Linked DNA regions of Homo sapiens: region 2 is linked to region 1. Evidence: read pairs that join two places in POLR2A ChIA-PET (ENCODE). Cell type or tissue: CD4-positive, alpha-beta T cell. All regions are shown on one strand. Each heading gives the region's core, and the rest is flanking DNA. Links, peaks and the distances in the headings are about the cores only. Region 1 overlaps UNC13A (unc-13 homolog A). Region 2 overlaps COLGALT1 (collagen beta(1-O)galactosyltransferase 1).

Region 1 (12,378 bases), core at 2,486-10,485:
CTCTCACCCACACTCTGTGTCTTCCCCAGACCATCAGTAATGTGCTCCTCCAGTATGCAGACATCATCTCCAAGGACTTTGCCTCCTACTGCTCCAAGGAGAAGGAGAAAGTGGTGACCTGAGGGGGCCCCTGACCTATCTCCCTCCTCAGCCCCATTCAGCATCCCCAGGACTCCCTTCTCCCCAGGGCCCTGACACCTGGGGCTATGTATGTCCACCTGTGTGTGATCTGACTGGATTGTCTGTGTGTTTAGAGGTGCTTGTTTGAATGTGTGTGATCAGAGTGTATCTAGTTGTGTGTGTCTGAGTGTATGGGAAGTAAGTGCATGTGTCTGACTGTGTATTGTCTGTGTTGACTGGTATACTCTGCGTGTGTGTGTGTGTGTGAGTCTGTGCACATCTGAGTGTGCGTGTCTGATCATGTTTTGTCTGGCTTTGTTAACAGGGTATGGCATGAATGTGTGTGTGAGTCCAACTGTGCACGTCTGAGTGTGCGTGTGTGATTGTGTTTCGTCTGGTTGTGTTAACTGGGTATAACATGAGTGTGTGTATCTGTGTGATTGTGTTTCGTCTGGCTGTGTTAACTGGGTATAACATGAATGTGTGTATCTGTGTGTGTCTGTACATATCTGAGTGTGGGTATCTAGCCATGTTTCATCTGTGTTAACCGGGTATAGTGTGAGTGTATGTATGTGTGAGTATGTGTGTTCAACTATACAACACATCTAGGTGTGTGTCTCATATTTTATCTAGCTGTGTTAACTGGTTATAGTGTGAGTGTGTGTATGCTTGTGTGTGTGTCCAGCTGTGCATGTCTGGGTGTGTGTGACCGTGTTTTGTCTGGCTGAGTTAACTGCATATAGTGTGAGTGTGTGTGTGTGTTTGTGCACGTCTGGGTGGGTGTGTCTCACCAGGTTTGGTATGGCGGTGTTGAATGTGCGTGGTGTGAGTGTGTGTCTATGGCTGTGTCTGGCTGTGCATGTCTGAGTGTGTGTATCTGTGGGGGGGGTCTCGTGTGTATATCTCGGGGTGAGGGCACACGCCTTCAGTGTGTCACTGTCTGGCTGTTGCAAATGAAGCCTTCAGGGTGTGAGCTGCAAAGCTTTGGGCTCTTGCAGGAAACTCTGCTACTCCCAGAGTTCCCAGCCCCTCTCATGGACCCCCCACCAGGCCTGGGGTCGTGGGATTACTTGAGTCCTCCTTGCCCCCACCAGTCCCCAGAGATGCCCGCCCCAACAACACGCCCAGGAACCTGAGCACAAAAGCTCCCTTCCATTTGCAGGTGACCCCATGGGACCCCAGCTTCCTCCAGACCCAGACCCTGAAACCATCCCAAGGTCCCTGGCGGTGGGTAGGGGAGGCTCTGGGGAGAGGTCCTGAGGCTTGACTCCCCTCTCTGTTCCCACCCACAGCCCTGCATTCTCATGAATAACACTCAACAGCTACGAGTTCAGCTGGAGAAGATGTTCGAAGCCATGGGAGGAAAGGAGGTGAGGCAGGGCCGAGGCAGGGCTGGAGAAGGGATGGGGCACCCCCACCACTGTGTCCCTGCAGGCCCCTGAGCTCATATGCCACCAGGCCTGGGGATGAATTCCAGCTCAACCATGGCCTTAAACCCAGGCTTGCAGCATAACGGTCTGTGCCTCAGTTTCCCCTGCAGCCCCTTGGGATCCCTTTCCCTGGGTCAGATGAGAAAATGCCCAGTACATGTGGATACTTACTGAACCTGGCCTGGTGTCCCTTCTCCCTCCTTAGCTGGATGCTGAAGCCAGTGACATCCTGAAGGAGCTTCAGGTGAAACTCAATAACGTCTTGGATGAGCTCAGCCGGGTGTTTGCTACCAGGTGGGAGCATCTCCAGGGCTGGGGGCAGTGGGGAGGGAACAGCCTTCAGCCCTCTAAGCCTGGGGCATCTGGAGGCTCAGCAGATGTAGAGGTGAAGATTGCAGGCTCAGAGTTAGACAAGGCTGAGTTCAAATCTTGGCTTTACTGCTTACTAGCTGTGTGGCCTTGGGTGAGTCACTTAACTTCTCTGAGCCTTATTTTTTTTTTTATTGCTCTGTAAATTTGGGGTGATGACAATAATAGTACCTGGGTAGGATTTTGAGAATGAAATGAACAATGCGGGCAAATGTCTTATCCCTTTGCCTGGTTCTGCAGTTACTATTTTCCACTCTTTTTTTTTTTTTGAGACGAAGTCTCGTTCTGTCACCAGGCTGGAGTGCAGTGGCGCGATCTCGGCTCACTGCACCCTCCACTTCCTGGGTTCAAGTAGCTGGGACTACAGGTGCATGCCACCACACCCAGCTAATTTTTGTATTTTTAGTAGAGACAGGGTTTCACCATGTTGGCCAGGGTGGTCTCGATCTCTTGACCTCGTGATCCGCCCGCCTTGGCCTCCCAAAGTGCTTGGATTAAAGGCGTGAGCCACCGCATCTGGCCTGTTCTCCATTCTTGCTCGGTTATGTGCTGTGATGCAAATGATATGACCTCAAGGACCACAGATCAGCATCTGTGTCCTCATCCAGCCCTTCCTGTGGTCTGAGCCCTTCCCTTCTGTGTCCCCAGCTTCCAGCCGCACATTGAAGAGTGTGTCAAACAGATGGGTGACATCCTTAGCCAGGTTAAGGGCACAGGCAATGTGCCAGCCAGTGCCTGCAGCAGCGTGGCCCAGGACGCGGACAATGTGTTGCAGCCCATCATGGACCTGCTGGACAGCAAGTGAGCTGGGCCAGGTGGACTGGGCTGGCCGGGGAGGGGCTGGGGCAGGGCCATAGAGACCCAGGGACTGGCTGGAGAGGGTGTGCAGGGAATGTTTGCTGGGTGGTCACTGGATAGTTGGATGGCTGAGTAGATGGTGGCATGAAGGGGATGGAAAGTTGGGTGGGTAAATAATTGGAAGGATTGGTGAGTAAATATTTGTGTGGATGAATGAATGGTGGATGAATAGGTGACATGAGGGATGGGTAGGTGGGTGGACGCATGGATTAAAAGATAAATGTTTAGAAGGATAGAGGGAGGATAGATGTTTTAAAAAGATGGATGGGTGGATAGTTGGGTAAATATTTGGATGGATTAATAAATGTTTTGATGCATAGATGGATTGATGCTTAGATGGATGGATGTCTGGCAGGCTGGCTTGATGGATGGTTGGATGGACGATGGATGGATGGATGGATGGATGGATGGATGGATGGATGGATAAATGGTTGGATATGTGGATAAATATTTGGATGGATGAATAAATGTTTTGATGCATAAATGGATGGACAGATGGGTGGATGGATGAATAAATGGATGGGTGGGTAGATGGATGGATAGATAGGTGGATAAATATTTGGATGAATGAATAAATGTTTTGATGTATAGATGGATTGATGCATAGATGTCTGTCTGGCTGGCTGGATGGATGGATGGATGAATGGATGGATGGATAGGTCAATAGATATTTAGATCATTGAATAAATGTTTTAATGCATAAATGGATGGACAGATGGGTGGATGGATGAATGGATGGTTGGATGGGTGGGTGGGTAGATGGATGGATGCTGGATAGATATAGGTGGATAAATATTTGGATGGATAAATAAATGTTTTGATGCATAAATGGTTGGACAGATGGGGGGGTGGGTGGATGAGTGGGTCGATGGATGGATGGATTAATAGGTGAGAAATATTTGGATGGATGAATAAATGTTTTGATGCATAGATGGATGGACAGATGGATGAATGGACAGGTGGATGGATAGATAAATGGATAAGTGGATGGATGGGTAGAAGGATGCATGGAAGGATGGATGGATGAACAGATGGATGGATGGATGGATAGAAAAAGAAATAGAGAATTAAGGACCACTGGGGGAGGGATGGATTGGTGGGTGACTGGATCAGTTGGTGGATGGATCTTGGTGGACTGCCTGTCTCCTTCAACCCCTATCCATCCAACCACAATCTCTTTGCTGTTTTCCCTTTCAAGTCTGCCCTCCTCTGACCATTCCCCTCCTGTTCCTCTTGGGCATGGCCTTCTCCCTCATAGTCCCTGATCTCCATCCTTCCTGTTTCGGTTCATCCCCCACACTGTTCTTTCAAACATGAAAGTCTGGCTGTGTCTCCCTCTTGAACACTCCATGGCTCCCCACTACCCCCATCCTGATAAAACCCAAGCCTTCCTCCCAGACATTGGGGCCCCTTCCCATCTGGTCCCTGCTGACTAGTCCAACCACCACTCACTCTTCTCTTCATGCATCAGATATCATAGCCCCATCAAACCACCCAGGGGTCCCTGTACAGGCTGTGGGCCCTCTTTCCTATCTGTGGAATGCCTTGCCCACCTGTTAAGGGAAGGTGATCTGTGGGTGGGGGCGAGCTGGGCCCTCTCTCAGACCTGCCCCTCGTCCCCAGCCTGACCCTCTTTGCCAAAATCTGTGAGAAGACTGTGCTGAAGCGAGTGCTGAAGGAGCTGTGGAAGCTGGTTATGAACACCATGGAGAAAACCATCGTCCTGCCGCCCCTCACTGACCAGACGGTGAGACCTGCAGGGGGCCCGAGGGGACATTTAGGCCACCTCCCTGGCGAGAGCCCAGAAAACTTGGTGCCTAGAGGCTGGGGGGTAAGAACAAAGGCATCCGGTCTCAGAGAGGTCATCCAGGCTCAAGGGCCATTCAAGGGTCATGGAAGCCACCAGAGGTCAGTGGGGGGCCATTCAGAGGTCAGAGAGTTCACACAGGGGTTAAAGATCATCGAAGAGTTAAAGAGGTCATTCAGAGTCCATTGTATTTTCTCTGGGGTCAAAGACATCAGGTAGAGTCAAGAGACCACTAAAGTCATAGAGGTCACATGTAGGTCAAAATAGCTTTCAAAGGTCAGAGGTCATCTAGAAAACAGGTCAATTTTGGGATCAAGGTTATCCTTGAGCCACGGAAGGCATAGACATTGGCCAGGCACCGTGGCTCACGCCTGCAATCCCAGCACTTTGGGAGGCTCGAGGCGGGCAGATTGCTTGAGGTCAGGAGTTCGAGACCAGCCTGGGCAACATGGTGAAATCTCGTCTCTACTAAAAATACAAAAATTAGCTGGGTGTGATCCTGTGATCCTGGCTTCTTGGGAAACTGAGGCACGAAAACTGTTTGAACCTAAGAGGTAGAGGCTGCAGTGAGCTGAGATGGCGCCACTGCACACTCCAGCCTGGGCAACAGAACGAGACCCTTTCTCAAAAAAACAAAAAAAAAAAAGAGAAGGCATAGACATCAATGGGTTTTTCTAAGGGCTTTGGGGCTCATTCAAAAGCCAAAGAGGGGAGACACCATGGACTTCAGACATCAGAGATCAATAGACCAAGGGGCTCCTGGAAGTCAGCCAGAGGTCATGGAGGGCATCCAAGGTCAGAGAGGTCAAGCAGAGATCATTGGCCATCCAGAGACCAGGACCGATAGACCAGAGGCCATAATCTCTAGGGACCAAGGGGACCCAAACATCTGTAGAGGGATGTAGCTGGGCGTGGGTCCCTCCGGGAGGCATCAAGAACCTGAGGACAGCAATGGCATGTGGGCTGTGGGCACATTAGGGAGTGGGGAGGTCTTTCCCAGGTGGACCACGGAGGCTTGGGGAGGGTGAGCGGGGGCCATAGATGGGCGACGATGGTCGGGGAGGCTCGGACTTCCCATCCTTCCACCTCTTCTGGGCTGGGCTGGGGCAGGGGTCTTGCCCCTCCGTGCTGCCATCTCTGCCCCCTCCCTGGCCTTCCCGGGAGACTCATGGTACCTTATTCCCCCCTCCCCCACCGCCCCGCCCCCATCACGGATGACAGATGATCGTAAGTAGAGTCCCGTCTGTCCGTCTGTCTGTCCGTCCTCTCTGTGTCTGGACTCGGCCCACCGCGTCGCTGCACCCCTCTCCCCACCCACCCAGCGCCCCCTCCTCACCCACCATCCTCCCTCCCGCCTAGATGTGCCTGTGTCTGTCTGGGGCGGGGCATGGGGAGGGGGCGGGGCTGGGAGGGAGGGAGACCACGCCCACCCTCCCTGTCCCACTGAAGTCCAGAGGAGCCCCACTACCCACTCCCAAACCCCAAGCCCAGCTCCTCCTTCGCAGCGGACCTGCCGTCTAAGGGTAGAATCCAACCTTGCTCCCGTGCCCAGATGTCACCAGACGCCCTGAAGCTAGAAAGAGGATCAACCCCAGGATTCCTCTGACCTCCTCTTTGGGCTCTGAACTGTCAGCAGCTTCCCAGAATGCAGGTCCTCACCATGAGGGTCTCTACTTCTGATTCCTCTGAAATTCCATGCTCCAGACCATTCCTTGGTACCCCACCACCCTGTCTACCCAACTCCCGCCATCCACACCGACACACACCAATCCCAGACATACACCCAGGTGCCCAAGTGGGAGACTTTTGTCATGGCTTTGATGTCAGGTAGACTTGGGGTCAAATCCTAGCCCAGCCACTGTCTCTCTCTGTGACCTTGGGAAGTCACTTGACCTCCCAGCCTCTGTTTCCTTGTCTGGAAAATGGGGCTCATTGCATCACCTCCCTGAGGGTAGTTCTAAGAACCAAATGGCATGATGCATTAAAATACTCATCTCAGTATTGCCTGAACCCAGGAAGCAGAGGTTGCAGTGAGCCGAGATCGCGCCACTGCACTCTCAGTGACCGGCCCAGAGGCAGAGCTAATGGTGGTGGTGGTGGTGGTGGTGGTGGTGGTGATATGCAGACATGTGTAAGAGCAGAGACAAAACAACTTCAGATTTTCCCTTTGTGGGCAAGACAAGGCTGTTACAAGATTTCACTTTGTTAAAAGTTTACAAGGGCTCTTACTTCCTGGTAGCTGCAGCCTGGGTCTTTGGCTATAACCACTTGGTGGCAGCATACCCAACCACAGGCAATGCATTTGTAGGCAGGGGGAATAAAGGAATTCGCATTTAATGACTCCCCATATGCCAGGCCTTCTCATAGCTCCTGTTTCAGCTCACCTTCATGATAACCCTTTGAGTGAGGTGGATATTATTATCCCCATTTTGCAGATGAGGAAAGCTGAGGCTCAGAGAGGAGTCACTTGTTCAAGGTCATATAGTAAATATATGCCAGAATCAGGATTCAAATTCAGATCTGTCTGAATATGCAGCCCATTTGCTTTCCTGTTAACCCAAGAACCAAGAGTCTCATGTGTACAGTAAATGTAAATGGATTATATTTTGGCAGTGGCTTTTTTCCCTTCTTTCTGACTTTCTTTAGCTCTGTATCTGTATCTTTCTCTCTCTTTCCTGTCTCTGCCTCTCACACCATTTAAGAGTGAGTCACTAAAGCGCATGCACGTGTGTGCACACACACAGACACACACACAAACACACTATCCCCATGCAACCCAGTCACCAGTACCCTGTGCAGTGTGGATTCCCCCATCCCCATGAATATTCCTGTGAGCATCCCAGCTTCCCACCCTGCACGACTTGCCAGGTTGATCACCCTGTGACATTATCTCTGCAGGGGAACCTCTTGAGAAAACATGGCAAGGGATTAGAAAAGGTAATGAGGGCCTCGTCTCACTGAGGCCCTGAGCTCCAGTGTCTGGGCATGTGTGTGCATGTGTGTGCGTCTGTGCACCTGGGCAGGAAGGGCAGCTGGGGGTCGTGGGTAGGAGATAGCTCTCCTAACCAAGTCCTGCAAAACCAGAAGTCAGAGATGAAGTGATTCTCCAGGGACAGAACGTGCAGTGTGTGTGTCCACATGTGAACTAATGTGTGTGCACAAACAGCTCCCATCCTCCCACAGCAATACCCACAGGGCTCATCTGAGCCCTGGGCTCAGCTGAAATTCTGTGCCTTCTTGAGGAGCCTACACGCTAGATCACCACCCTGGACTGAGACGTGTTGTTTTTTACGTAGATTTCTTTTTGTTGCTGTGCTAATGGGTGTTTGTTGTTAAGGAGATGGGAGCTACAGCAACACGCAAGCAGCTGTCTTGCTGTACACTTGTGCAGAAGATATCGTTGTACATTTGTGTCTACAAATGGAGTCTTAGCTTTGTGAATGTGGGTCACAGGGGTTCCGTACTCTCTCTGCCAGCCCTTTGCGGGGCACATTCAGTGTCCCAGGCACCCTATATGTGGATGTGAATCCGTGTGGGGTCAAGAAGGGTGTGTGGGTTTTTGTGTGTGATATAATTGTGTACGTGCCTGCAAGTGTTTAGGAGTGCACGTATGTAGTTTAGTGTATGGGTTCTTCAGCACTGAGTGAACTTACAGTATATGTTAATATGTTTTTTGTAGACTTGGGTGCTGGGATATAGGGGCAGCCCCTTAGGGAATGGAGGAGGAGACAGATTCCTAGCCCTGTCTCATCTCCCCACCTCCCCAGGTGCCCCATCCTGGGGCAGGCTGACTGTGGGATGAGGCTGCTTCCAGCCTCCTGGGTACCCCGAGAGTGTGCTGGCAGTCAAGGAGTCTGACCTCTAAACCCCTGCTAGGGGACCAGAGGAGGTGCTAGCTGGGGAGGGGGCCCACCATTAGACCCAGGACCTGGGGAGGAGCTCCTGGGCTGGGAAGTGAGACTGTGCTTTGAGGGGGCAGGGAAGTCCCACTGAGTATCCTCCCAACAGTCACCAGAACTCTGACCTCCACCTGATTCTCTCCACAGGGCAGGGTGAAATTGCCAAGCCACTCAGACGTAAGACCGGCCTCTCACTGTCTGTCTGGCTCCCATCCCACTCCCCCCCACCCCACCCCTGTGCCCCCTTCCACCTCTGTGGTTCGTGCCGTCCGAGGGCGTACTGTGAACCTGTCTGTTGGTCTCTTCTTCCTTTGTCTGTCTGGCTTGCTCGTGGGGGGTGGTGGGTGGGGGGTTGGTGGGTAGGGCAGAGGGTACCCAGGAAGGCCCCTGAGCCCTGCCAGACTACAGGTGGGTGCAGCAGGGGAAACTGAGGCCCAGTCCGCTGGACCCCTGAGTAACTGTGCCTTGTAAGAACCTCAGGATCACAGACAAGAAATAAGAATAGTAACAGCCAAGATGATAATAGTAATACCTCTAGGAATGACCAGATGGCCAGCTGGTAGACTATGAACATAATTCCAAATATTTCCACAGTAAATGGGCCCCCTCCCCACCTAGCCTCACCCAGGACCCCCAGACCACCCCAGGACCCAGTAAGACAAGACTTGTTACCTCAATACTCAGCCCCACCCTGTCCCCCAAGTTACCATGGGTATCCCTGTTAGCCACAGTGGGAATTGAGGCTCAGAGCATTCAGGGACAAGCCTGGGGCCATCCAGCAGTGACAGAGGAGGCTAGACACATGCCTTCCAGGCTGGGACCCCGTCTCCCTTAGCATTGCCCGTGACTTTGAGACCAAGTGATAATTAGCGAACACTGAGCAAAGACTTGTTCAGTCCAGACTAAGCCACAAAGTGGATATAATTTTCCTCATCTAGATGGGAAAACTGAGGCTCAGAGAGGTTAAGTGCCTTGCCCAGGGCCACACAGCAGGACTGCAATTTGAACCCAGGCCCATCTGGCTTGTCAGAGCCATCACCACATCACCATCTTGCTAGTGTCTGTTTGGGGGTGGGGTGGAGGACGGATATGGAGGTGTTTGTATAGAGGGAGGATTTTTCCTTTAAAAGGTCAGACTGGCTGGCAATGTGGCTCACGCCTGTAATCCCAGCACTTTGGGAGGCTGAGGTAGGAGGATCGATTGAGCCCAGGAATTCAAGACCAGCCTGGACAACACAACAAGACCCCATCTCTATGAAAAAAATTTCAAAAACTAGCTGGATATGGTGGCTCACACGTGTAGTCCCAGCTACTGGGGAGGCGGGAGGATTGCTTGAGCCCAGGAGTTTGAGGCTGCAATGAGCTATGATCATGCCACTGCACTCCAGCCTGGGCAACAGAGGGAGACTCTGTCTCAAAAAAAAAAAAAAAGAAAAGAAAAATCAGACTGAAATTCCTCCCAGATTACAGGGGAAATTTCCCTGCAGAGGGGATGCTCCTTGAGGAGGAGGAAGTGTTTGACCAGAGCCATTTTCTGCAACCTCAGCCTAGCCTATTGTGTTCCCAAAGCTCCCTTTCCCTGGAAACCCTGCCCACACCCACAAACACCACCGTCTGAGGCTCCCCCAACCCACTGCCCCTCACAGTCTGGTCCCTGTCTGTTTCTCCTGTTACACAAGCCTGGGTGGGGCTGAGAGGGTGGGGGACTATCCTCACAGGACCGGGATTTTCAGGGACAAGGTCACCACATCCTCCTCAGTTCTTCCTGGGGAATTCCAGACCTCTGTCCCTGGGACACAATTATTGCCCTGCCCAGAGCCTTTGGGCAAGAACCAAGATGGTCTCTGGGGCTGGAGTGTCAGCTGTAGCACCCCTGCCCTCACCCAGCTGTATGTTGTTACCTGCAGGGAACCCAGATGATCTTCAATGCAGCCAAGGAGCTGGGTCAGCTGTCCAAACTCAAGGTGAGGAGTGGGGATAGATTATGGCGTGAGGGACTGCCCCCCAAACTCATGTGGCTTCCAGGTTGCCACCATCCTGGGGGAGGGGTCCCAGGATGATGACATGCATTACAGGCTCAAAGGACAGAAACTCTACTCACTGAAGCACAAGATATTTGCTCCCCAGTGTGTCAGAAAGATGTGAATGGTTCAGCTTCAGGTACAGCTTGATCAAGAGGGCAAGTCATTTATTCAACCAATATTTTTTGAGCACCTGCTGTGTACCAGTCACATATTGGGTGCTGGGATGATGAAAACATAGACCCTCAGCCCAGCTCCTCCAAGTTGAACAGGGATGAGACCCATAGACACAGATTCCAAAGGTGGAGCCCACTCCACCCACATGGCCCCTCTCCCCATCCATCCAGGATCACATGGTACGAGAAGAAGCCAAGAGCTTGACCCCAAAGCAGTGCGCGGTTGTTGAGTTGGCCCTGGACACCATCAAGGTGAGAGGCCCTACCCCTCCCCATCCCAGGTGGGGGATGTAGAGGGTGTGGCTGCTGTGGTCATGGACTTAGGCTCGCCTCGGACCCACATTAATTTGTTCAATTTATGGACACTCCCTCGTTCCCCTGTCTGTGCCAGAGCTGGGCTGGCTAATGCTGGAGCCTTAAGGAGCCCCAGGTCGGGGAAGACTGCTGGATACAGACATTCTCAGCCTTGTAGGATTAGGCTTGGGGTAGAGGGAAGGATGTGGGCTGGGGGAGCCCAAAGAGTGAGAAGGTGTAGAGGGAAGGATGTAAAGGACCTCGTGCCAGGCATTTCTTGAGGTGTAGAAGGGTAGAGGGAAGGATGGGGGCTGGGCGAGCCCAAGGTGGGAGAAGCCAGGCCTTCCTGGAAGACGGCATGTGAGAGGTGGGTTCTGAGGAATGCATAGGAGTTCACTAGGCAAAGCAAAGGAAGAGGTGAGAAAGTAGTAGCGGGAAGAATTGGGAGTGGGGACAGCAGGGCTACCCAGCCCTATGAGTGGGTAGAGGTTCCCACCATCCTCACCTCTCCCCACCCTGTCCTCCCCAGCAATATTTCCACGCGGGTGGCGTGGGCCTCAAGAAGACCTTCCTGGAGAAGAGCCCGGACCTGCAATCCTTGCGCTATGCCCTGTCGCTCTACACGCAGGCCACCGACCTGCTAATCAAGACCTTTGTACAGACGCAATCGGCCCAGGGTAAGGGTACCCAGACCGCATCACCCTTTCCCGCTCCGCGGAGACAGCCCCGCCCCAAGCCTGAACGGCTGCCATTGGCTCACTCCCCTGTGACGTCATGGATGGGGCGGAATTGACATCTCTGCACCAAGTCCAGGGACCAATGAGCGATCAAAGGTTCATGGGGGCGGGGCCTCTGACGTCACAGGCCTGGAGGTGATCGTCAACCCCTGGGAAAATCTGTGATGTCCTGGGGCCAGACAATGATTAACAGCTCTGGGATGGAATGTCTTTGACATCAAGGACCAGGGTAGGATTGATGACTCTTAGGTGTGGAACCTGTGACGTCGTAGGGCCACAAGGTGATTGTCATCTCCTGGGAAAATCAATGGTGTCCCAGGGCCAATGAATGATTGTCAGCTCCTGAGGGACCTGGACAGTCATGGGTCCAGGGAATCGTTGACAGCTCTGGGAGACTTCAGGAGTGATTGACAGCTCAGGATGGGCAGGACCTCTGATGTCAAGGGGTCAAGGAATGATTGGCAGGTCCATGGGTGGGAACTTTGACGTCATGGTCCCAGAGAGTGGTTGAACTCCCCTGAGGAGGGACCTCTGTGATGTCATGGGGCTAAGGAATGATTGACAGCTCCGAGGGCGGGAGGGACCTCGACTTGGTGGGGGAGGGTGGACGGAGAGGGAGTTCCCATTTCTCAAACTCTCTCTTTCTCTCTGTATTTTGCTTCGGTCT
Region 2 (12,378 bases), core at 2,569-10,568, 54 kb after region 1:
CTTTGGGAGGCTGAGGTGGGCAGATCATGAGGTCAGGAGTTCGAGACCAGCCTGGCCAACATACTGAAACCCTGTCCCCACTAAAAATACAAAAAACTAGCTGGGCGCAGTGGCTCATGCCTGTAATCCCAGCACTTTGGGAGGCCGAGGCAGGTGGCTCACAAGGTCAGGAGATCGAGGCCATCCAGGTTAACACAGTGAAACCCCATCTCCAATAAAAATACAAAAAATTAGCCGGATGTGGTAGCAGGCGCCTGTAGTCCCAGCTACTCGGGAGGCTGAGGCAGGAGAATGGCGTGAACCCAGGAAGCGGAGCTTGCAGTGAGCCGAGATCGGGCCACTGCACTCCAGCCTGGGAGACAGAGCGAGACTCCGTCTCAAAAAAAACAAACAAACAAAAAATAATAAAAATAAAAATACAAAAAATTAGCCAGGCGTGGTGGCAAGCGCCTGTTAAACTCAGCTACTTGGGAAGGTGGGGCAGAATCACTTGAACCTGGGAGGCGGAGGTTGCAGTGAGCCAAGATCGCACCATTGCACTCCAGCCCAGGCGACAGTGCAAGACTCCATCTCAAAAAAATAAAAACCAAAAAAACCAAAAACCTAAATTAACAAATTAGCTGAGCATGGTAGTGGCATGCACCTGTGGTCTCAGCTACTTAGGAGGCTGAGGTGGAAGGATCGCTTGAGTCAAGGAGGTTGAGGCTGCAGTGAGCTGTGATTTTGCCACTGCATTCCAGCCTGGGTAACAGCGAGACTCTGTCTCAAAAAAAGGAAATGACAACACAAATATATGTGAGAACTTAAACTGGGAAAACTCTGGTAGCCACAGAGACGCTTCTCAGGCCCGTTTCTGATGGGAGTTGGTGATAAATGGAGACCCACCACCCCCAACTGTAGCCGGGTGGGACCTGGACACCTAAGTATGCCACTCTTGGGTGTTGTGGGGGGCCTGCCCCAGTGATTGTGCAGTCTCCAGGTGTCACCTCAAAAAGACTCAAAAGTCTCCCCCAGGCCAGGCGCAGTGACACACGCCTGTAATCCCAGCATTCTGGGAGGCCGAGGCAGGTGGATCACCTGAGGACAGGAGTTCGAGGCCAGCCTGGCTAACATGGTGAAACCCCGTCTCTACTAAAAATACAAAATTTGCCAGGTGTGGTGGCAGGTACCTGTAATCCCAACTACTCGGGAGGCTGAGGCAGGGGAATCGCTTGAACCCAGGAGGCGGAGGTTTCAAGTGAGCCCAGAATGCGCCACTGCATTCCAGCCTGGGTGACAAAGTGAGACACCGTCTCAAAAAAAAAAAAAAAGTCTCCCCAAAACACAAAGGGCAGGGTGCTATTCCATCTTGAGCCACCAGGGGGAGCCGCAGATAGACTCGTTCAGAAATCGGTAAGGCTGGGGAAACTGAGCCCCGGGACAGAGGCCTCACCCCTCCCACCCAGTCTCCATCTACGCAGTGGTGGGAATGGCAGTGGCTTTGGCAGGGCTTTCTGCGCCCAGTGCAGGGCGAGGCCCACATTAGCAATGGCTGAGATGGGAGCATCATCCCTAGACAACCTCAATTACAGCTCAGCCCTGCGTGCTCCTCCAGTTTTAGAGGGACGGCTGCTGGTTTCATAGTTCATGGATTTTTTTAAAGTTTTATTTATTTATTTATTGATACAGGGTCTGGCTCTGCTGCCCAGGCTGGAGTGCAGTGAAGCAATCTTGGCTCACTGCAGCTTCGACCTCCTGGGCTCAAGGGATCCTCTCGCCTCAGCCTCCCGAGTAGCTGGGACCACAGGTGTGTGCCATCACGCCTGGCTAATTTTTGTTATTTTTTTTTGGTAAAGACAAGGTTTCACCATGTTGCCCACGATATTCTCAAACTACTGGGTTCCAGGGATCCGCCCACCTTGGCCTCCCAAAGAGCTGGGATAATTATTTTTTATTATTATTATTTTTGAGACAGACTTACTCTATTGCCCAGGCTGTAGTGCAGTGGCACGATTATGGCTCACTGCGGCCTCCAACTCCTGGGCTCAAAGGATTCTCCCACCTCAGCCTCCTGAGTAGCTAGAATACAGGCATGTGCCACCATGTCGGACTAATTAAAAAAAAATTTTTTTTTTTGAGACGGAGTTTCACTCTGTTGCCAGGCTGAAGTGCAGTGGCACGATCTCGGCTCACTGCAACCTCCGCCTCCCAGGTTCAAGTGATTCTCCTGCCTCAGCCTCCCAAGTAGCTGGGACTATAGGCATTCGCTACCACACCCAGCTAATTTTTTTTGTATTTTTAGTAGAGACAGGGTTTCACCATGTTGGTCAGTATGGTCTCCATCTTTTGACCTTGTGATCCGCCCGTCTCGTCCTCCCGAAGTGTTAGGATTACAGGCATGAGCCACCGCACCCGGCCAAAATTTTTTTTAATATAGAGATGGGGTCTCACTATGTTGCCCAGGCTGATCTTGAACTCCTAGGCTCAAGCAATCCTCTTACTTTGGCCTCCCAAAGTGCTGGAATTACAGGTTTGAGTCACCATGCCTGGCCTATACATGCAGTTCTTTAGTGAAAACTTGCTGTCCTCTCAGTTTTCATGTCCTCTATAGCTCCTGACTGTCCTCAGGGGGAAGGTCCCTTCCTCAGCCTGGTCTCTGAGGCCATCCACCCTGGCCCTGGATACCAGCCCCAGGGGATCACTGACCTTGCCTGTTCCCCAGGTTCACGTCCCTTCCAGCCTCCCGGCCTTTGCCCACACTACCACCTCCTGCTGCAATCCCCTTTATGGTGAACTCCTACTCAACCTGCCCCTTAATGCCACCTCCTCCAGGAAGCCCACCCGACAACCCCAAGCATGCTGTGTACAGCTACCTGCAAACCAGCACTCTGTGAGAGCAGACACAACCCTCCACCTCGTTCACACGTGCCGTTGCACCCAGCACCCCCCACAGGGACTTGCATCTGCCTGGCACTCAGTCAGTGCTCATGGGACGGATTTGAGACATCAGTGAAAGGGAGGCAACCTGGCACCTCCCAGGGCGGTGTGCAGGCAGACTCACCCATGACCTCCAGCTGCACATGCATGAAGCTCTCGGCCTCATCCTGGAGGGTGCTGTGGGCGCGCAATGGCACTGGCAAGAATCCGTACTCCTCCTTGTTGCACACATACATCTGAACCTCTGCAGTGGGCAGGGAAGCAACAGACAAATGTAAAAACAGGCGAGGCCCAGTGGCTCATGCCTTCCATCCCACGGCTTCAGGAGGCCAACGCAGGAGGATCGCTTGAGGTCAGGTGTCTGAGACCAGCCTGGGCAACAGAGCAAGACCTTATATCTACAAACAACTTTTTTTTTTTTTTAAGACAGAGTCTCACTCTCCCAGGCTGGAGTGCAGTGGCACTACCTTGGCTCACTGCAACCTCCGCCTCCCGGGTTCAAGTGATTCTCCTGCCTCAGCCTCCCTAGTAGCTGAGACTACAGGCACATGCCACCATGCCTGGCTAATTTTTTGTATTTGTAGAGACGGGGTTTCATCATGTTAGCCAGGATGGTCTCGATCTCCTGACCTCGCGATCCACCTGTCTTGGCCTCCTGAAGTGCTGGGATTACAGGTATGAGCCACCACGCCCGGCTCTACAAATAATTTTAAAATTAGCTGGGAATGGTGGTACCTGCCTATGGTCCCAGCTCCTCGGGAGGCTGTGGCAGGAGGATCACTTGAGCCCAGGAGACTTGAGGCTGCCATGAGCTATGATGGCACACTGCACTCCAGCTTAGGCAACAGGGCAAGGCCCTGTCTCAAAAACAAACCCAAAAAAAAAACAGTAAAAATGCATGTTGAGGCACAAAAAGGAAAGTTTGACAAAATGTGAGTTAAGTTACTTCCTTCTACATCTATCCTTTTCTGGATGGTTTAAATTTTGATGAGTGTGTATCTTTTTTTTTGAGACAGAGTCTCGTTCTGTCGCCCAGGCTGGAGTTCAGTGGTGCCACCTCGGCTCACTGCAACCTCCGCCTCTGGGGTTCAAGCAATTCTCCTGCCTCAGCCTCCCAAGTAGCTGGGATTACAGGCACCCGCCACCACACCCAGCTAATTTCTGTATTTTTTTTTAGTAGAGGTGGGGTTTCACCACGTTGGCCAGGCTGGTCTCGAAATCCTGACCTCAAGTGATCCACTGAGCCCAGCCAAGTGTGTATCTTTTTTAGACTAAAAAACTCAATGATGCTCTTTTAATTTAATTTATTTATTTTTTTTGAGACAGAGTCTCGCTCTGTCGCCCAGGCTGGATTGCAGTGGTGTGATCTCCGTTCACTGCCTCCTGGGTTCAAACAATTCTTGTGCCTCAGCCTCCCAAGTAGCTGGGACTACAGGCACCCACCACCATGCCCAGCCAATTTTTGTATTTTTAGCAGAGACGGGTTTCACCATGTTGGCCAGGCTGGCCTCAAACTCTTGACCTCATGTGATCCACCCACCTCACCCTCCCAAAGTGCTGGGATTACAGGCATGAGCCACTACACCCGGCCTCTTTTAATTTTAATTGGTCAATTTCTTCTATAAAGGGCCAGGTGGTAAGTATTTTAGGCTTGTGTGCCAGACGGTTTCTATCTCAATGACTCTGTTCTGCCTGTGGCACTTGAAAGCAGCTACAGACGACACTTAAATGAATGGGCTTGGCTGGGTACTGATGACACTTTATTGATGGGCAATGAAATCTGAATTTCATACAGTTTTCATGTGTCACAATATTCTTCTTCTTTTGATTCTTTTCCCCAGTGATTTAAAAATGTAAAAATTGGCCGGGTGTGGTGGCTCATGCCCGTAATCCCAGCATTTTGTGAGGCTGAGGCGGGTGAATCACCTGAGGTCAGGAGTTCGAGACCAGCCTGGCCAACAGGCAAAACCCCATCTCTACTAAAAATACAAAAATTAGCCAGGCGTGGTGGTGCACACCTGTAGTCCCAGCTACTAGGGAGGCTAAGGCAGGAGAATCAATTGAACCTGGGAGGTGGAGGTTGCAGTGAGCTGAGATCATGCCACTGTACTCCAGCCTGGGCAACGGAGGGAGACCCTGTGTCAAATAAATAAATAAATAATAAAAATGTAAAAATTGTTGGCCAGGCACCGTAGCTCACGTTTGTATTCCTAGCGCTTTGGGAGGCTGAGGTGGGAAGGATCACTTAAGGCCAGGAGTTCAAGTCTAGTCTGGGCAACATAGCAAGACCCCATCTCTACAAAAACATTTTTTTTTTCAATTAGCTGGGCATGTAGGCAGGTGCCTATAGCCCCAGCCAGTCTGGAGGCTGAGATGAGAGGATTGCTTGAGCCCAGGAGGTTGAGGCTGCAGTGAGCTACGATCACACCACTGCACTCCAGGCTGGGTGACAGAGTAAGACTGTGTCTCTAAAAAAATAAAAATAAAATATAAAAGTTGTTGTTAGCTTGTGGCCATATAAAAGTAATTAGTGGGGCCAGGCGCGGTGGCTCACGCCTGTAATCCCAGCACTCTGGGAGGCCGAGGTGGGCAGATCACAAGGTCAAGAGATCAAGACCATCCTGGCTAACACAGTGAAACCCCGTCTCTACTAAAAATACAAAAATTAGCCGGGCCTGGTGGCTGGTGCCTGTAGTCCCAGCTACGCGGAAAGCTGAGGCAGGAGAATGGCGTGAACCCAGGAGGCGGAGCTTACAGTGAGCCAAGATCGGGCCACTGCACTCCAGCCTGGGCGACAGAGCGAGACTCCGTCTCAAAAAAAAAAAAAAAAAAAAAGTAATTAGTGGGCCAGGTTTGGCCTGCAGGTCAGTTTGCCAACCTCTGGTTTCCAGTAAACAACAAGTCAACATGAGGCTGTGCTGTCTCTTTAAATATTTGTTTTCCCAATTAAACAATTAATATATGCTCAACTGTAGAAAATTAGGAGAATGGCCCAGGTGCAGTGGCTCCCTCCTGTAATCCCGGCACTTTGGGAGGCCGAGGTGGGCGGATCACCTGGGGTCAGGAGTTTGAGACCAGCCTGGCCAACCTGGGGAAACCCTGTCTCTACTATAAATATAAAAATGAGCCAGACATGGTGGCGTATGCCTGTAATCCCAGCTACTTGGGAGGCTGAGGCAGGAGAATCTCTTGAACCAGGAGGCAGAGGTTGCAGTGAGCCGAGATCGCACCACTGCACTCTAGCCTAGGTGACAGAGCAAGACTCTACTTCAAAAAAAAAAAACAAAAGAAAATTGGGAGAATATAGAAAAGTATGAAGATTGAAATAACATTTGGGGTTGATCATGGAAAATTGTGTAACGGGTTCAATGTATATTATTTGGGGATGGATGCCCTAAAATCTCTTGACTCACCACTTCACAATCTATGCACGTGACAAAATTACACTTGTGCTCCATAAATTTACACAAATTAAAAAATAATAGTAACATGCAATCAATAGGTATTTTTTTCTTGAGAAGGATTCTTACTTTGTTGCCCAGGCTGGAGTGCAGTGGCATGATCTCGGCTCACTGCAACTTCCGCCTCCCATATTCAAGTGATCCTCCCGCCTCAGCCTCCCCAGTAGCACCACCACGTCCGGCTAATTTTTGTATTTTTAGTAGAGATGGGGTTTCACCATGTTGGCCAGGCTGGTCTCAAACTCCTGACCTCAAATGATCCACCCGCCTTAGCCTGCCAAATTGTTGGGATTACAGGCATAAGCCACTCTGCCTGACCAACCAATAGATCTTAAAGAGCTAGGGAATGAAGCTAACCAGCAAAGCCAGGGCTGGAGAGAAACGGGGTCCTGGAGACATTATCTGAACACCTAGATACAGCTGCACCTGAAGTCAGCCCTGCGCTGCATTGTTTGGGTTCTGTGAATCTTCAGTGTGTTCTGAACTGGCTTAGTGCAAAACCCAAAGAACCAGGCAGATGCCCCTGCGATGGCAGACCCCTCATGTACGTACCTGCCTGCTTGCAGGAGAAGGCAAAGACGATGATGTCGTCAAAGGACCAGGTGTAGTCAGGGTGAGGTGGGTAGAAGGCCAGGTTCCTGGACGCCGCCTTCCGCAGGTCGATCAGGAAGGTCGAGTGCACCATGGGAACTGCAAAGCAGCCCCGGCGGTCTCGCTTGCGGATAGGGATGTAGGCAGGTGTGCGCTTGTAGTAGCCCTGTGGGGAGAGAGCGAGAGTTCCGCGTAGGGGTCTTGAAAGGTGAGGATGGAGACCCGTGATAGTGGGCGGCATGAAACAGGACCAGACAGACAGCCAGGCACAGCAGTGTGCGCCTGTGGTCCCAGGACCCCAGACTCAAGCCCAGTGTGGGACCTGTGGCCAGGCATGGCCAATAAGAAAGAGCCTTGTATTTTCCCAGCTTCAGTAATGAGTTCAGAGGTAGTGTGGAGAGGAGACTAGCAATGGCCCAATCAGAATGGATGATGGCTAGACGCTGCTGGGATCACTCTCAAGCTGTCTGAGAATGAACCCACCCAAAGGATGGAGAAAGACAGTTATCCAAACACCTGGATCAAGCCATGCCTGAAGTCCCATCCTGACACCACCACTTGCTAGCTGTGTGACTTTAGGCAAGTCACTTCCTCTCTGTGTTTCTGTTTCCACCTCTGGAATAGCATGGTGGGGGACAATCAAGGACCCTCTATTCTTCCCTCCTGTCTGGCCTCAGAGGGCTGTTTAAAGATTACCATAATGAGTTTTTGTTTTGTTTTGTTTTTGAGACCAAGTCTCACTCCGTCACCCAGGCTGGAGTGCAGTGGCGTGATCTCGGCTCACTGCAACTTCCGCCTCCTGGGTTCAAGTGATTCTCATGCTTCAGCCTCCCGAGCAGCTGGGAGGACAGGCATGTGCCACCATACCCGGCTAATTTCTGTAATTTTTTTTTTTTTTAGTAGAGATGGGGTTTCACCATGTTGCCCAGGATGGTCTCAAACTCCTGAGCTCAGGCAACCCGCCTGCCGCAGTCTCCCAAAGTGCTGGGGTTACAGGTGTGAGCCACCGTGCCCAGCTTCCATGATGATTTTTGTAAAACACACACCACGAGGTTGTGTGACAGTAAGTTACACTCTAGCCACGGCACCCCCCTGCTCAGCCCAGTCCCCACAGTCCCCAGGCCCTCACTCTACCTGGGAAGTCATTCCACACCAGAAGTTGGAGTACGCAGCCCGGGAATCCAGCATGGGGGCGACCACCGTCTTGTTCTCAGCGATGAGCAGGCTCAGTGTGTCAGGGTTGAGGATCAGGTTGTCCGCATCTACAAACTGCAGAACACCCCACAAAGCATCAGCATGGGCTGCCAGGTCAGGCTACCATTCAGAACAGCTGGGGCAAAGGCCAGTGCCCTGGGGGTCTGGCAAAGACCTCTGGAAGCACCCCCTACACCGGATGAAATGAAGCAGGGACCCCGTTTTGGGGGCCTGCAGGATCCCCTGGATCATGGAAATAAAGCAAAGGTCTTCAGTTCCTTCAAAGAAAATTCTAGGCACTGAGATAGCCCTGAGAAATAAATGAACAACCAATGAGCAAGAAGGTAGCAAAACCTTTTTTTTTTTGAGACGGAGTCTCGCTCTGTCACCCAGGCTGGAGTGCAGTGGTATGGTCTCAGCTCGCTGCAACCTCCGCCTCCTGGGTTCAAGCGATTCTCCTGTCTCAGCCTCCCGAGTAGCTGCGACTACAGCCGTGCACCATCACACCCGGGTAACTTTTTGTATTTTTAATAGAGACAGGGTACCATCATGTTGGCCAGGCTGGTTTTAAACTCCTGACCTCATGTGATTCGTCCACCTCGGCCTCTCAAAGTGCTGGGATTACAGGCATGAGCCACCATGCCTGGCCTACTATTTTACTTTTTCTTCATTTTTTATTTTTTAAAGGGATAGCATCTTGCTGTGTCACTCAGGCTGAAGTGCAATGGTGTAATCGTAGCCCACTGCAGCCTGGAGTTTCTGGGCTCAAGTGATCCTCTCATCTCAGCCTCTCAAGTAGCTGAGCGTACAGGCACACGTCACCATGCCTAGATAATGTTTTCATTTTTATTTTTATGTTTGTAGAGATAGGATCCCTCTACATTGCCTAGGGTGGTTTTGAACTCCTGGGCTCAAAGCGATCCTCCCCATGGCCTACAATAGTTCTGAGATTACAGGTCTGAGCCACTGCACCTAGACTAAAATTAAATATATATATATAAAATCACACATAGAAAATGATTAGGTCCGGACGTTCCCCCTCTACCAGGATGTAAAGACACAGAAGTCATGATATATCACAGAACTACCAGAAGGTTTTTTGTTTTTGTTTTTGTTTTTTTGAGATGGCGTCTCCTGTTGCATAGGCTGGAGTGCAGCGGCGTGATCTCGGCTCACTGCAACCTCCACCTCCCATGTTCAAGCAATTCTCCCTGAGTCTCCCAAGTAGCTGGGATTACAGACACATGCCACCACGTCAGGCTAATTTTTGTATTTTTTGGTAGAGATGGGGTTTCACCAGGTTGGCCAGGCTGGTCTCGAACTCTTGATTTCAAGTGATACGCCTGCCTCGGCCTCCCAAAGTGCTGGGATTACAGGTGTGAGCCATTGTGCCCGGTCTGGATTTTTTTTCTTTTACTGCTGGTCCACAGAGATGCTTTCTGTTACCCAGGCAGTATCGTTTAGAATATTTGGATTAACTGCCATGAACAACAACAAAAACTAGAATTCCAGTATCCCCTGGCAACGTGAGAATACCATTTCCACATGGCAACCTTCAGTTGCAGAGGGGAGGTGGCTGGGTCTTAGGACAAGCCCTGTGGTCATGTTACACACCCCATCCGGTCCCTCTGGATGTTTGAATCTGTGACCTTTGAATATTAATGCAGAACAAACAGCCAGATCACTGTGGCAGTTCCTCAAAAAGCTAAACATAGAATTACTACATGATCCAGGAATTCCATTCCTAGGTATGAACCAAGAGAATTGAAAGAAAGGACTCAAACAGCTTCTTTGTTTGTTTGTTTGTTTTTGAGACAGAGTCTTGCTCAGTCACCCAGGCTGAAGTGCAGTGGTGTGATCTCGGCTCACTGCAACCTCCACCTCCTAGGTTCAGATGATTCTCCTGCCTCAGCCTCCTGAGTAGCTGGGATTAAATACAGGCGCGCACCACCATGCCCAGATAATTCAAACAGGTCTTTGTACGCTCATGTTCATGTCAGAATCCCAACAGCCAGGCCGGGTGCAGTGGCTCACACCTGTAATCCTAGCACTTTGGGATGCCAAGGCAGGCAGATCACATGAGGTCAAGAGTCCAAGACCAGCCTGGGCAACACGGTGAAACCCCGTCTCTACTAAAAATAAAAATAAATAAAAATAATTAGCCGGGCATGGTGACACATGCCTGTAATTTCAGCTACTCGGGAGACTAACGCAGGAGAATCGCTTGAACCCAGGAGATGGAGGTTGCAGTGAGCCGAGATCGTGCCACTGCACTGCAAACCTGCGCGACAGAGCAACACTCTGTCTCAAAAAAAAAGTCTCAACAGCCAAAAAAGGTGGAAGTGACTGAAGTGTGTCCATCAACGGATGAGGAGATCAACATAACGTGGTCCACCCAGACAACGGAATAAGAGTCAGCCATACAAAGGAAGGAAGCACTGATCCAGGCTGTAATGAACCCTGAAAACTCAATGCTGAGTGAGAGAAACCAGACACGAAACGCCATATAGTGTGACATTCCATTGACAAATCCGTAGACAGGAAGCAGATTAGTGGCTGCCAGAGCCTAGGGGAGAGGAATGGGGAGTTGGGGAGTGACTGCTGATGGGAATAGGGTTTTCTTTCTGGGGAATGAAAATGTTCTAGAATTAGAGGTGGTGGTTGCAAAACAAATAAATATATATGTGAACTGACTTCAATTAAAACAAACAAGAAAGAGGAGAAAGTGAATCTCTCCAGGAGATACAATTAAAATTTAGATGCTGGCCAGGGGCGGTGGCTCACGCCTGCAATCCTAGCACTTTGGGAGGCTGAGGCAGGTGATCACTTGAGGTCAGGAGTTCAAGACCAGCCTGGCCAACATGGCGAAACCCCATCTCCACTAAAAATACAAAAACTTAGCCAGGCATGGTGGCGGGCACCTGTAATCCCAGGTACTCCGGAGGCTGAGGCAGGAAAATTGCTTGAACCCAGAAGGCAGAGGTTGCAGTGAGCCGAGATGGCGCCACTGCACTCTAGCCTGGGTGACAAAATGAGACTCCATCTCAAAAAAAAAAAAAAAAAAAAAGTAGATGTTTTTCTTTCTTGTTTCATATGTATATCTATATTATACACACACACACGTATATATGTTTATATACATATATAGATATATATACATATACACGTATATATGTATATATGTATACACACACGCACACACATACACACACACATACACATATACGAAGCTTAAGAAAGGGTCTCGCTCTGTCACCCAAGCTGGAGTACAGTGACACAATCATGGCTGATTGCAGCCTCCTACTCCTGGGCTCAAGCAATCCTCCCACCTCAGCCTCCCAATTAGCTGGGACTACAGACACAAACCAGTACACCTGGCTAATTTTTTTTTTTTGTTAGTTTTTGTAGAGATGGGGGGGGTCTCACTATGTTGCCCAGGCTGGTTTTGAACTCCTGACCTCAAATGATCCTCCCACATTGGCCTCCTGAAGCACTGGGATTACAGGCGTGAGACACACCCAGCTCGTATATTTTTATTTATTTTTTTTACCTGCAAGTAACATCCATAGCTTTTGTAAAAAGAGAGAGAAAGGGGGACCTTCAAACAATCATTTTAAAACATTAGACAAACTATTTCACATTCCAATATGGGTTCCAAAGTCCCCAGTTACAAAAATATAATTTTGTGACCAGGCGCAGTGGCTCACACCGGTAATCCCAGTAGTACTTTGGGAGGACGAGGTGGGTGGATCACCTGAAGTCAGGAGTTCGAGATCAGCCTGGTCAGCATAGTGAAACCCTGTCTCTACAAAAATACAAAAAAAATTAGTCGGGCCAGGCGCGCTGGCTCACGCCTGTAATCCCAGCACTTTGGGAGGCCAAGCCGGGTGGATCACGAGGTCAGGAGATCGAGACCATGCTGGCCAACACGGTGAAACCCTGTCTCTACTAAAAATACAAAAAATTAGCCGGGTGTTGTGGCGGGCGCCTGTAGTCCCAGCTATTCAGGAGGCTGAGGCAGGAAAATGGCATGAACCTGGGAGGCAGAGCTTGCAGTGAGCTGAGATCGCACCACTGCACTCCAGCCTGGGCGACAGAGTGAGACTCCGTCACAAAAAAAAAAATAGCCGGGCATGGTGGCAAGCATCTGTAGTCCCAGCTACTTGGGAGGCCGAAGCAGGAGAGTCACTTGACCCCAGGAGGTGGAGGCTGCAGT

The links. ChIA-PET counts read pairs that join two places held together with the same protein. Peaks named below come from ENCODE experiments on the same cell type or tissue, not always from the same donor. Only the 100,000 strongest peaks of a DNase experiment are listed, where the experiment ranks them.
Region 2: POLR2A ChIA-PET joins it to region 1 with 6 read pairs; 2 of 35 experiments call an interaction of 5 or more read pairs at or near these places.

The regions. Positions count from the first base shown.
Region 1 is chr19:17,616,975-17,629,352 of GRCh38, reverse strand. UNC13A (unc-13 homolog A) reads left to right here. Exons shown (of 44, transcript NM_001080421.3): 31 at 30-113; 32 at 1,413-1,490; 33 at 1,756-1,844; 34 at 2,568-2,720; 35 at 4,401-4,524; 36 at 5,806-5,811; 37 at 7,483-7,521; 38 at 8,631-8,660; 39 at 10,391-10,447; 40 at 10,852-10,932; 41 at 11,504-11,651. Among named protein-coding and RNA genes, the nearest start is that of UNC13A, 65 kb to the left of the region's middle. In CD4-positive, alpha-beta T cell, for the core only: no CTCF peak of the experiment used is centred there; a DNase peak (open chromatin) is centred at 6,852; H3K27me3 peaks cover 850 bases.
Region 2 is chr19:17,563,265-17,575,642 of GRCh38, reverse strand. It overlaps COLGALT1 (collagen beta(1-O)galactosyltransferase 1), which reads right to left. Exons shown (of 12, transcript NM_024656.4): 4 at 8,103-8,237; 5 at 6,930-7,134; 6 at 3,041-3,160. Among named protein-coding and RNA genes, the nearest start is that of COLGALT1, 14 kb to the right of the region's middle. In CD4-positive, alpha-beta T cell, for the core only: no CTCF peak of the experiment used is centred there; no DNase peak of the experiment used is centred there.